Linked DNA regions of Homo sapiens: region 2 is linked to region 1. Evidence: chromatin contacts called from ENCODE Hi-C data. All regions are on one chromosome and are shown on one strand. Each heading gives the region's core, a stretch centred on a gene start or an enhancer-like site at or near the end of the contact. The rest is flanking DNA. Distances are from core to core; before and after follow the strand shown. Region 1 has its middle 170 kb from the start of LINC02272. Region 2 holds the start of GASK1B-AS1 (GASK1B antisense RNA 1).

The links. A loop is a pair of places that touch in the nucleus more often than their neighbours do. Pooled maps may share reads with other maps.
Region 2: a map of A673 shows a loop between it and region 1 (7-fold over the local background). The contact joins the promoter of GASK1B-AS1 here to the enhancer-like site in region 1. A Hi-C loop is called at or near these places in 3 of 168 maps with a recorded cell type or tissue (A673, MCF 10A and endothelial cell of umbilical vein) and 3 of 50 pooled maps.

What each region holds. Positions count from the first base shown.
Region 1 is chr4:156,474,182-156,480,057 of GRCh38, forward strand. No RefSeq gene overlaps it. Among named protein-coding and RNA genes, the nearest start is that of LINC02272, 170 kb to the right of the region's middle. Within about 2 kb of position 2,235, at least 3 of the 41 ENCODE cell types and tissues checked have a DNase peak (open chromatin) inside an H3K27ac peak, as active enhancers do; they include A673, where a contact is called at or near this core.
Region 2 is chr4:158,167,224-158,173,099 of GRCh38, forward strand. It overlaps GASK1B-AS1 (GASK1B antisense RNA 1), which reads left to right and starts at 3,529. Exons shown (of 5, transcript NR_147410.1): 1 at 3,529-4,257. GASK1B (golgi associated kinase 1B) reads right to left here and starts at 5,802. Exons shown (of 5, transcript NM_001128424.2): 1 at 5,645-5,802; 2 at 3,243-4,376. The coding sequence starts at 4,152. RefSeq lists enhancers at 3,285-3,805, 3,979-5,178.

The DNA.
Region 1 (5,876 bases), core at 985-3,484:
AATGAGAACACATGGAGACATGGTGGGGAACAACACACACTGGGGCCTGAGATGGGGAGGTAGAGGGAGGGAGAGCATCAGGGAGAAGAGCTAATGGATGTTGGGCTTAATACCTAGGTGATGGGTTGACCTGTGTAGCAAACCACCATGGCATCTGTTTACCTATGTAACAAACCTGCACATCCTGCACATGTACCTGGGAACTTAAAATAAAAATGGAAGAAAAATGAAAAATAATAAAGTAAAAGGAATGCAGTGATAGGAATATCATGAGGCATTAAATGCAGGGATAATAAAGAATGATTTTTTAAATAAGAAATTTTCTTCTTTCTAGTTTAATGTATTAAAATGTGTTTATATAATTGTATATTTTATTGTTATATTACTGTGTTTTTCTGCATCACGTTTATAACATGGCTAAACTACATTATATCCATTTGTAATAAAAAATCTTACTCTGCTTTGTTATAGTATTAACTTATAAGTATACATTCAAGCTATAAGTAAATTACTCAGAATCAAAAGCAATTTGAGCTGGGCGCGGTGGCTCACACCTATAATTCCAGTACTTTGGGAGGCTGAGGCAGGCGGATCATGAGGTCAGGAGATTGAGACCATCCTGGCTAACACGGTGAAACTCCGTCTGTACTAAAAATACAAAAAATTAGACAGGTGTGGTGACACGCGCCTGTAGTCCCAGCTACTCAGGAGGCTGAGGCAGGAGAATCCCTTGAACCCTGGAGGCAGAGGTTGCAGTGACCCGAGATTGCACCACTGCGCCCCAGCCTGGGCGACAGAGCGAGACTCTGTCTCAAAAAGAAAAAGAAAGAAAACGAAAATTCTTTTAACCCTCATTTACCTTGCATTTCTATAATTGTAAAACATAGAAATATTAACATAGCTATTAGAGATTATTCAGTGTTGCCTTGAGGCTCCAGTTAAAACAACAGAAATGAATACACTCCTCAAGTTTTAAACACAATGAAATGTTATGAACTATTTTTAAGAGAAAAATCCCTACCTACTTGTGTAACAAATTATTGCTATGTGTTAATGATATATGTTGACATAGCTCATATATAGCACATACATTGAGCAATAAATATTGAAATGTTTTCTTTATTCATGCTAGCCCTTTTCAATCCATTTTAAACATTTAAGGGGCTTTGTCATAAAATAATTTTTTATTAAAGTGAATTGTATATAAATCCCATTTTGCAATGACTATTTTTTTAAAAGACAAAGAAGAGAATGATAAATGAGCTTTCTGCTATTGATCTATTCAGCCACAGGGTGTCATTCTTGGAGTACAGATTAGCCTGTCTAGAAGCAATACTCTGGCAGCAGATACCAAACACCATATCATATTCAGTATGTTGAATACATAATGAAAGCTCCTGACTTTTAGCCTAATTTAATACTTCTTTATACTCAGCAAACTACATCATTAGACATTTTCCAGATCTGTTTTGTAATTTTTAAATTATCTTTAGAATAAAAGCATGAAGACAACAAACAAAATTTCTAGTGGACTCAACCTCAGTGAATTGAATTAGATTGCTAGTCTTGGGAAGATAGTGAGAGAAAATATACAATCGGTACTGCTCTCTTATATTCAGAGAGAGTTATAAGGAAAAACAACGAAGTTGACAGATAGCCATACTTATAAAAAGCATTTTCCCTTTAAAAGTTATTTCCATTTATTTCATCAAACTAATAGATTATATCGCACCAGTACATGGCTCAAGAAAACTCCAAACATGCTTGGTATAGCTATTTTATGCTGAATTTGCAAAGCGTTCTAGGCCGAAAGTTAACATAGACTATGGAACTATAGTCTCACCCAAATCAGTTTAAACTTGGCACCAAGTATCCCACTTTGTCTTCTCCCACATTGGGTACAACTCATCTGAAAAAGGGTAACTTTAACCATGGTGCATAAGTCATGAAAATGGCTTGGAAAGACCTCATTAAAATGGGGCCAGATAAAGGTTAAGAAAAAGGTGATATTAACCTGACACTTTGCTTCTCTCTTCTTTAATCACTGGTAATGTGGGGACACTTAAACCTCTATCATAAACTTAGATGGAAATTCCCTCATGCCTACTTACATTGCTCCCAGCCCATCATCATGTGTAGAAAACAGATCAATGTTTTACTCCTTCATTCAGAGAGCTTTTTTCAAATATGATCCCATAATAGAGAGAAAACCAGACATGATTCACGTACTCATGCAGCTTAGTCTCTAGTGAGTGAGAGAGACATGAATCAACCACGCAAGTAAGACATAACATTCCAATGTGGTTAGTGCTAAGAAAGAGAAACACACCACAGTGCTACAAATGCTTATTTAATTGGGAATTTTACCCATGACTAGAGAAGAATTTCCTGAGTTAGCCAGGGCAGAGCTAGGGTATGGTCAATGAGTAATACTAACCAATCAAATAGAGAACAGAGAGAGATCAAGTCTGGAGCCTGTCAGGAAGACAGTATCATGAGCTCCAGTAACTGAAGAGGTTCAGGTCTCATCAAACAGATGGTGAAGACAATGTGGTGGAAAAGGCTGAAATGGTAGTCAATAAGTCATGTCAAGGATTTCGGTCTTTGCTTTTTGGTCTTTATCCTAAGAGCAAGAGGAAGCCGATGAATGTTTCCAAGCAAGAGAAGGATGAGGGAGGGAAAAGTGTTGAATATTCTAAGGTGCAGATTTGCACTTTGAGAAAGATTATTCTGTTTAGGATGCAAAAGGAATTTTTAGTGGACAAAGGTGGTTCTTGGAAAACCAGTTACAAGCTAGAAGTTGGCGGCTTGTATTAAAGAAACAAAAGTTAAAAATCGAAATAAGATGGACTTGAGACATATAGAAAGGAATTCCTTACCTATCTAGGGATTCTGTGTGGGGATGAATCTTTGATTTCGTCTCATTAATGGCTGGTGAGACTCCATTGTACAAAAAAAAGTTGATTTAAGGGACTACACCTGACTGGGTGCAGTGGGTCACACCTGTAATCCCAACACTTTGAGAGGCCAAGGTGGGAAGATCGCTTGGGCCAGGAGTTCGAGACCAGCCGGGGCAACAAAATGAGAACTTGTCTCTTCCAGAAAATTTTAAAACTTTGTGAGGCATGATGGCTCACACCTGTAGTCCAAGCTGCTCTGGTGCCTAAGTCGTTCAACATCACCCCAAGAAAGGTAAAAGGAGGTTTCCTGACTTATGGTCACATATTTCAACTACTCATTCATATGTTTAGCTATATATCACCACATACTCCTCTAAAAATTATTATAACAATTTAGATTTTTACCAAAAAATGGAGACCCAATTGTCCCATGTTCTTGATACCTCTGAGCAATGTCAATCTTTTTTATCTTGACTTATAAAACTTGGTTTAAAAAAACTTACTCTCTTGTCATTTCCTCAATTAGGAAGCAGTTGAACACATTTTCACAAGTTTGTTAGCTATCTTTATATCTTTTACATGAATTGACTATTTTCATTTGCCCAATGCTAGCACAGTGTTTGACTTTTTCTGAAAGATTTATAAAAGCTATAGTTTTTATGTTTCGTTGCAAATTATCTTCCTGTTTGTTTAATAAAAGCAAGCTAAGGACCTCTGCTTACCCTCAAACTGTACTATCTGTCACAGCTTCTGCTTCCTCACGATTTTAAATTTCCTTATAACTTCAGCTGGTTCATGGCCACTTAGTCCTATTGTCATCTCTATAGGGTTTTTGTATTTAGAAGATAAAATTACAAGACAGCCAATTAAATTTGAACTTCAGATAAAACAACACATATTTTTAACTGTAAGTATGTCTCATGAAATATTTGGGACATAACTATGAACTTGCATGTTGTTTATTTAAAATTGAAATTTAATTAGCTGTTCTGAATTTTTGTGACAACCTTCTCTCTGTTTCAAGCTACCTAATTCACTCCATATTTGTCCACCCAAATTCCAACAAATAAGAATAATATTATTCTATTCTATCCCAATTTGGACAAATAATTTTTAAGTTAATTTATAAGCTGCAAGCCTTCTAATGGATTAATTGCCTTTAAGTGAGTTGCCCAGGATAACATTGAAACTAAGGGGGAGCTCCCATCAGCAGAATCAGGATTTTATCAGAGAAGAGTGGAAAAGTTATGGACCCCATGACTATTACGTAAAAAATATATCACTTTTCCACTTAGAGATTTTTTAAAATAAATATGCAATAATAGTTTTAAATTATAATCATATTTATTTTGTTTTTTTGAGTTTTAAAGTATAATATTATTTGATAAAGGCCCTACATCTTCATGTATCTAGATTTTTCAGGAAAATCAAGAATCGATGTGGTAAACTGAATAACAACCCATGAAAAATGTCTATCTCCTAATCCTGGAATCTGCAAGTGTGTTGCCTTATGTGTCAAAAGGTACTTTGCAAATGTGATCAAAGCATCTTGAAAGGGGGAGATCATTCTGAATAATAATTATCCTGGGCCCAGTGTATTCACAGGAGTACTTATGAGAGGGAGGCAGTATAGTTAGATAGTGGGATGATGGGTGCAGAGTTAGAGAGAGAGAAATTGGAAGATGCTACACTGCTGGCTTTGAAGATGGTGGATGGGGCCAGGAGCTAACGAATGAGGCGGCTTCCAGAAGCTGGAAAAGGAGAGAAAATGATTTTCCCCTAGATTCTCCAGAAAGAATGCAGCTCTGCCAACACCTGAACTTTAGCCCATGAGAGCCACTTTTTAGTTTCTGTCCTCCAGAACACTAAGATAATAAACAAATGTGTGTTGTTTTAAGTCACTAATCTGTAGTCATTTGTTGCAGCAGCAATAAGAGCCTAATACAAAGACAATACTCAGAATAGTTCCAGGTTTTCTTGAATAGCAATATATTTTATTCAATATAAACAAAAGCAGAATAGGAAAAAAATTTCATATTATTCATTTCATTGCTTATTTTAACTACTATATTTTGACCTATTTAAAAGAAATGAATATATCAAAATAAGACTTGCTACCAAAGAAGAAAGTGCTCTCCCATTATATATCAACTGAAATTAGCAAACCAATAAATTTTGTTTGAAGATGTGCTTTTTTCACCTTTGGCTTTCATTATTAAGTATTTTCCAAGAGTAAAGATTTTTGCTGTATAATTAAATTGGAATTATATTGCTAGAATATATTCCATAAATGTAAATTTAAAAATCTCACATTCTAAAGGCTGATGCATGTAGCCTAAGTCTAGTTAACTTGAACATACATAGGCAAGTCAAGGGGGGAAATATTAAAATATTATAATTTGAAAAATATGTGTTTTGTTTCTAACACATAATGATATACTCACACTTGAATATTCTATTTAAAGAACTTGTTGAATCTTTTCTTCTTTTATGCATTCATTTACAGTAACATGCTTTAAAAACAGTCTCAGAGAAAAAAATTACATGCAACTTAACTATACTGTTGTGTTCCTAATAAAAGAGAAAAATGACATGTTACAAAGCCATAATTACAGGGAGTTTCAGAAGATATATTTGAAAAGGTCTAGTAGATTAGTACTTAAAATGGTCCAACTTCTGTTGAGTTTGCCTTTAATGTTAGGTTGGATATATTTTCAAAAGCAACACATTAGGTTACCAAGCTTACTGTATTTGATCCAAACAATGCCATGTTTATAACATTATTTACTTTGAAGCTCTGAAATTAAAAAAAAAACTATCTTCTTAACAGTGACCTTTTTCGTTTAAGATTTATTTTGCAAGATTTTAAAAATAAATAAATATATATTTATTTATATATAGTAAGAATTTTTTCATTCAATAATATGTTACTATGGTTAAAAATGGAAAATATTCCAAGATATTTATTTGGTTAGT
Region 2 (5,876 bases), core at 2,279-4,778, 1.7 Mb after region 1:
CAGACCAAGCCAGGTCATCAGAGAAATATATACCTAAATTAAATCCTATTGTTCCTCCTGCAGAAAACTCATTATCGAATTACACTAGAGTGTGATGCCAACACACCACACTGATAGTTCTCACAAGAATAAGCCCTGTAAACCTTTCATTTGCATTGTAAGGAGGCTACCAAAAACATTTTTTATTACCTCCACAATGAATTCCTTATGAGATCCTCCAGGAGAAAGCCCAGCCTGGACTTAAGACTAAAAATGTTATTACACGTCCTAAGTATTAGAAGCTGGTGGCTTCCAGTATAGTTTTACTGTTTAGAGTCCAAGGAACAAGCAATGAACGCATTCCTTCATTCATTCAAAATATTTATTGAGCATCTACTATGGGCCAGACTCTCTGCTAAGATCCAGAAATGCAATTCTAAAGAAAACAGGAAGTATCTTTGCCTTCACTGACCTAGAGAGTAGTGGGAAGGAACAGATGATTAAATAAATGATTATAATACAAATATGTATTATATAATATAATGATATAGAGCAAGCTGAAAAAGATGCTGGGTAACTAGGTAAGATCTGTTGCCTCCCTGGGTGGGCTGCAAGGCTCAAATAAAGTCAAACTCTGACCAACAGAATAGCAGTGCCCTAGAAGAAAGCTACACGCTTCCGTGGAAATCAGGGAAGAAAGACACAGTGAGAAAAAGACTAGAAATAGGTGGATGGGTAGAGATACTGAGAACCTAATGCTGTCTATACCATGACCAGAAGTGGTCTATTTATGTACTTTGCAACACTGTAACAGTCTGCTTGAGTAGAATTACATTGTGTAGAGTATTCATAACTATATGAAATCATTTCATGAGCCCCTGGAGAAACTGGCCTGACTTTGTGACTCTAAATGACTAAGTAGAAGAAGGTATCAAAGACAGAATGTTGTTTGAGATATAATCTTAGGGATTTTATTTATTAAATTGAGTCATATTAGTATAGCTTTATTAGTTTATTTCCATCACCACTACCATATGAAAGGAGAGAGAAATATCCAGGCTATATTGAGATCATAAACCCCGCCTTCAAATGAATTTTTGTTCTCAAAGATGCTGGAAATTCAGAGCAAAGAATTAAATATCTAAGAGGGATTGGGATTACAAAAGTTTAATTGAGCAGTTTTAGTCATAGTCCTATCACGTAACGAAGTAACACATGAGACTTGGAGATTATGTGAGGAATTCAATGAACTTGGTACCTCATGTGCTTGGTACAATAATAATAATAATAACCAATATTTATTGAAGGTTTATCTTGTGGCAAATACTGGTTCTAAGTGTTTTCCCTGTATTAACTAACAACAATCTCATATGGTAGGCAGTATTGTCATTTTACAGCTGAGGAAACTGAGGCATAAAGAGACATGGCAACATTTCCAAGTCGTATGATTGGTAAGTTCAAACCTAGTCAGTCCAACTCCACGGCCCAGGCTCTTAGCCACTACTGCATTCTCCCAATACAGTAGTCTAAGAGCGTCTAAGGGAAGCTCAAAGGACATATCAGAGAACTCTGCCTCAGGATATACACAGGAGTTCATCTTCTCCTCTCTGGGGCCTTTATGACATGAAAATGAATGGGATTTCAGCATAACAAGGGGGATCCTGTGCTCTACTCTGCTCAGAACAGTCAGTGTGGGCCTGTTGTCCCAATGCCCACCAGCATCTCCTTTCACGCCACACGGTTCCAGTTTGGATAATAAGTTACATATTCACCTAAGTCCAGTGGCTAAGAAGTTATGTTCTGAAGTTTGCTGGGTCTATAGTCAAAACCCAGCTTAGCCACCTACTAGCTGTGGGAGTTGAGGCCAATTACTTTGTCTCAATAAGCCTCAATTTTCTCATCTACTAAATGGAAATAATAATAGTCCCCACTTCATAGCATTGTTATGAAAATTCTAGGAGCCAACACATATGAATCAATTTGTATAATCCTTAGCAAATTGTGGGCACCCAATAAAAATTCATTTTTATCAACATTAGATTAAATGTTTGAGAAGGTTTCTTACATTGGCATAACTGTGGTGGACTGCTTTATAAACTTGAGACATCAAAGCATACCTGTGAATCTGGAGCACTTAGACAAGAACCACCATCAGTAGGGAATGTCCAATTTTTCTAAGTAAATCACTGGTACTTCCAGGGGTATCCATTTTAAAATGAAATTATAATGCTAAAGCCATTGGAAATGCAGTTGGGTCTCAGCCACTCCCAGGGATTTTAATCCATTCCATTCTAGGCTCCCTGGGAACCTCACTGAAATGCTAAATTTCATGGTAACATGGAGAAAGTTAAGTATCCTTTCAGCTTATAATCTCTTTGGGGTACATTTTAGCCTCTTGGGCCAATCTGGATTCAAAGTTGTAACTTCTGGCATCATTCTGCATTCAAACATAAGCCACTGACTCACTGTACTTTGTATTCGAGCCCTGGAATAGCTTTAATATTCAGAGAATATCCTTTATATGGCATGGGCATGACCGCAGACCAGTCCTTTTGCTGGCAACTGCAGTAACTGGCTACATGTGTTAGAACCTGCCAAAATGTTTGTCACCCAAGACGGGAGAATCTTGAAAGACAGACTCAATAGATCATAGTCAGGGGCTTGATAAAACCACACAGCTAGTTAGTATACATACTGAACAAATCACCAATTTTTGCTCATTCTTTTTATTTGTTAAATAAAGAGGTTAAATCCATTGAAAAAAAAAGGGGGGGTTAAACCTAACATGGTCTGGCTCTGCGCGGCTTAAGAAGATTCCATCTGCTCAAGAACGATAACCCGCTTCCCCCTTACTTTTAAAAACTTCTACTTCCTCCCATAGTAACCTATTTAATAGTATGCCTGACTGTCAGCAAGTTCTTTGCCTCCAGCCTAGCTTCCTCTCCTCATCATGCAAATTGCCGTTGGCTTTAATTAGATTTAATAAGCCACTGGGAAGTGAAGCGAGGGAAATGGAGAGCAAAGATTATACAGTATGGGCTTACTCTTGCATGTCCAATACAGCATTTCCCTGGAACTCTCATATCCTCCCAGGCTGGGAAAATAAAGAATGCCAAGCGCATGGAAAGACACGCTGCTGCTGCTGCTGTCCAAATGTGAACCGTGGGTGGAGAAAAATCATTTAGAAAAAGAGAGTGAGGGAAAAAAGAAAATGAACCAGAATCCCCAACAGCTGCAAATAACGAAGCATGTGAATCTGTTACCTTGGATGAACTCTGCTTTCCTGCTCACAGACGGCAGGGTCCTGTTGAGCCCCAGGATCCTGTCTAGGTGGAAGGCAAACACCTCACTCATGTCCAAGGGCTGCTTGAGAAGCCCACAGGGGCTAGGGCCACAGCGGAGCACAGCGCCAGGTGCGCCCCCCTCCAGCACCAGCAAACGGGCTCCGCTCCTAGAGGACACAGGCCGGAGCCCTGCCACTGCGCTGTCCGCCAAGAGTCGCATTCTTCGGATGTCATCTTTGCTCAGCCAGGAGGGGGCGCTCTCGCTGTAGATCCTAATGTTGCTCTCCCTGGAGCTGGGCTGCAGGAAGTCTGGGCCCCCGGCTCGCACTCCCGGACCCCGCACCAACCTCCAGGGTCGCTCTCCAATCTTAACCAGGTTTGCTCCCTGAGCGTACCCAGGTGCTACAGCATCAGCTTCCCTTGCCGCTTCCTGCGGCTGAAGGGATGGTCCGACCAAAGCCTCCTGCCCTGGGGCAGCCGATGCCACTGCATGCTTTTTCCTGCGCTTGGGCTTCACGGTGCCACGGATATTGGCCGGCTTGCTGCGCTTGGAGCGTAGGGTAATGTACACCACATTGGGCTGCAGAGTGGACCCATTGCCCTGGGACTCTGGAGGGGCCAGGGTACCATCCAGGGGTATCTCAGGGAAGGATGGCTCGGCGGTGTCGCGGCTGCGATGTGGCCCCTTCTCAGCCGCCTGTCCATGCTGGAGAGAGGCCCTCCCCACCTGGCTCACCAGGAAGCCCAAGTAGATGGCACACGCAGTGCCCAGCAGAAGGTTTCTCCGGGTCCTTGGACGCCGGCTGCTCCAGAGCTTACGCACCCGCGGGACGCACAGGGAGCAGATGAACCAGTTTATGAGCTGCCCCGGCTTGTCTGGACAGGTCATTTCTCTGCCGCATCCACATGTTGAACGGAGTTTAAAGTCTGCAGTTGGCTCCTGCTAATGTGATGCATGGTTTCCTGACTTCAGCTGCCGCGTCCGCTTCGGGATATAAGTGGTCTCCAGTGGGCAGAGGTGGAAGGAAAGGGTTGGTGATGAAGCTGGGAATGTTTCTGACACAACAAACCTTTTAAATTATCAGTCTCCCCAAGGAGAAATGCGGCTTGTTTCTGGGAATGAATGGATACAGAGTTAACTGAGTCACAATTTCAAACCATTTAAGTTCCTCTACAAGAGTCAAGAAAAAAAGTAATCATTTCCTTTCATAAATATCACCACTAAATGTTTTTAAAAATAAAATTTAAAAGCATGCAAACGAGATAGATGTATAGATTTGATAGTCACTTGAAAGTAGTGAAAACAAGCCACAAAAATCCAAGAGTGTTTTATAACTTGTACCTAGAGTCATTTAAGTTGACTCTGAAGCAAAAGCGTTAAAATGTGACAAACCTGGGCTTTTCCTTTTTGAAATTCAGAAAGAACTTAAGACAAGTAATAGATAATTTTTTAATACTCTATACCTATACCATTTTTATTTTTTAAAGTCCTGAATTAACTAAGTACAAGCAGCAAGTATTAACAATAAAATTTAGAAACATATTCTCTTAGTCTAAAGGTACAAATTGTACTTCATATTAATAATATGTTCCATTAGCTTACATTGTTAGTATAATACAAAGCCATAAATGTCCATATATCTTGGAAGCAGTTGCATTTATTCTGTTTCTCTCTCTCTCTCTCTTTCTCTCTCTCTCACACACATACACACACACAACACAACACAACTCTGACTGCTTTTTATTTCTTTTCTTTCCACCGAAGTCAGCTGAAAGAAAATAAAAGCATCTCTAGTTCTGTTTTTTCACTATTAAAAAGAAAAAGAAGAAACTCGTAAGCAACCTTACTTACACAGCTGGCCCCATGCTTGGCTCCAGGAAGAATGTAATCCTTGACTCTAATGCAAAGAACTTTTAAAGGCTGAGGCATGTAAGTAGAACATATTTCATGGTCAAGAGTGTTCCACATTTCAAACATTTCAGTTCAGCTTTAAAAGCTCCCTTGAAAACTACTGATTGCAAAGCAAAACTTGGAAACTGACTGCTGCATGGTTTTAAGAGATACAAAGCTTTTAAAAACAATAGTTAACAAAATAAACTTTAATTTTAAATTCGGAAAAAAGAAATGCCGTAGAGAATCAGTTTTCATTCAAATAAATTTCCACTTATTTTTAACCCCTGGGAGCCCTCTAGTGTCCTGTTCGCAAACAGACTCAGAAATGTCAGTCTCATGAAGTTCAAAAGATCGAGAATGTTTGCTATCTTGGTGGAGCAGCCGCAGCCAAGCAAGTAACTTGTAAAATGAGGAATGCCATCACCCCTCGAGTGTCCATCCCACATAACTTGGGGTTAGAGCACAAGCGTTCCCAGGAACTACTCACCTTACCATCTTGGCCGTTTCATTTGTCTTCCACCAGTTCTGGAAAGAGAAGGCCTAGAAGTTCAGAAAAAAAGGTAAGAAAGAGTTAATATAAATGAGGAGAAAAAATAGAACAGTGAGATAAGAGTACACACAGATAAGGAAAGACATTTATAGTGTGCAATTGCACGGTGCAACAGTTCACAAAAGGAAGTCGTGGATTCTCTCTGATTGGAGGTTTTTTGAAAAAACAG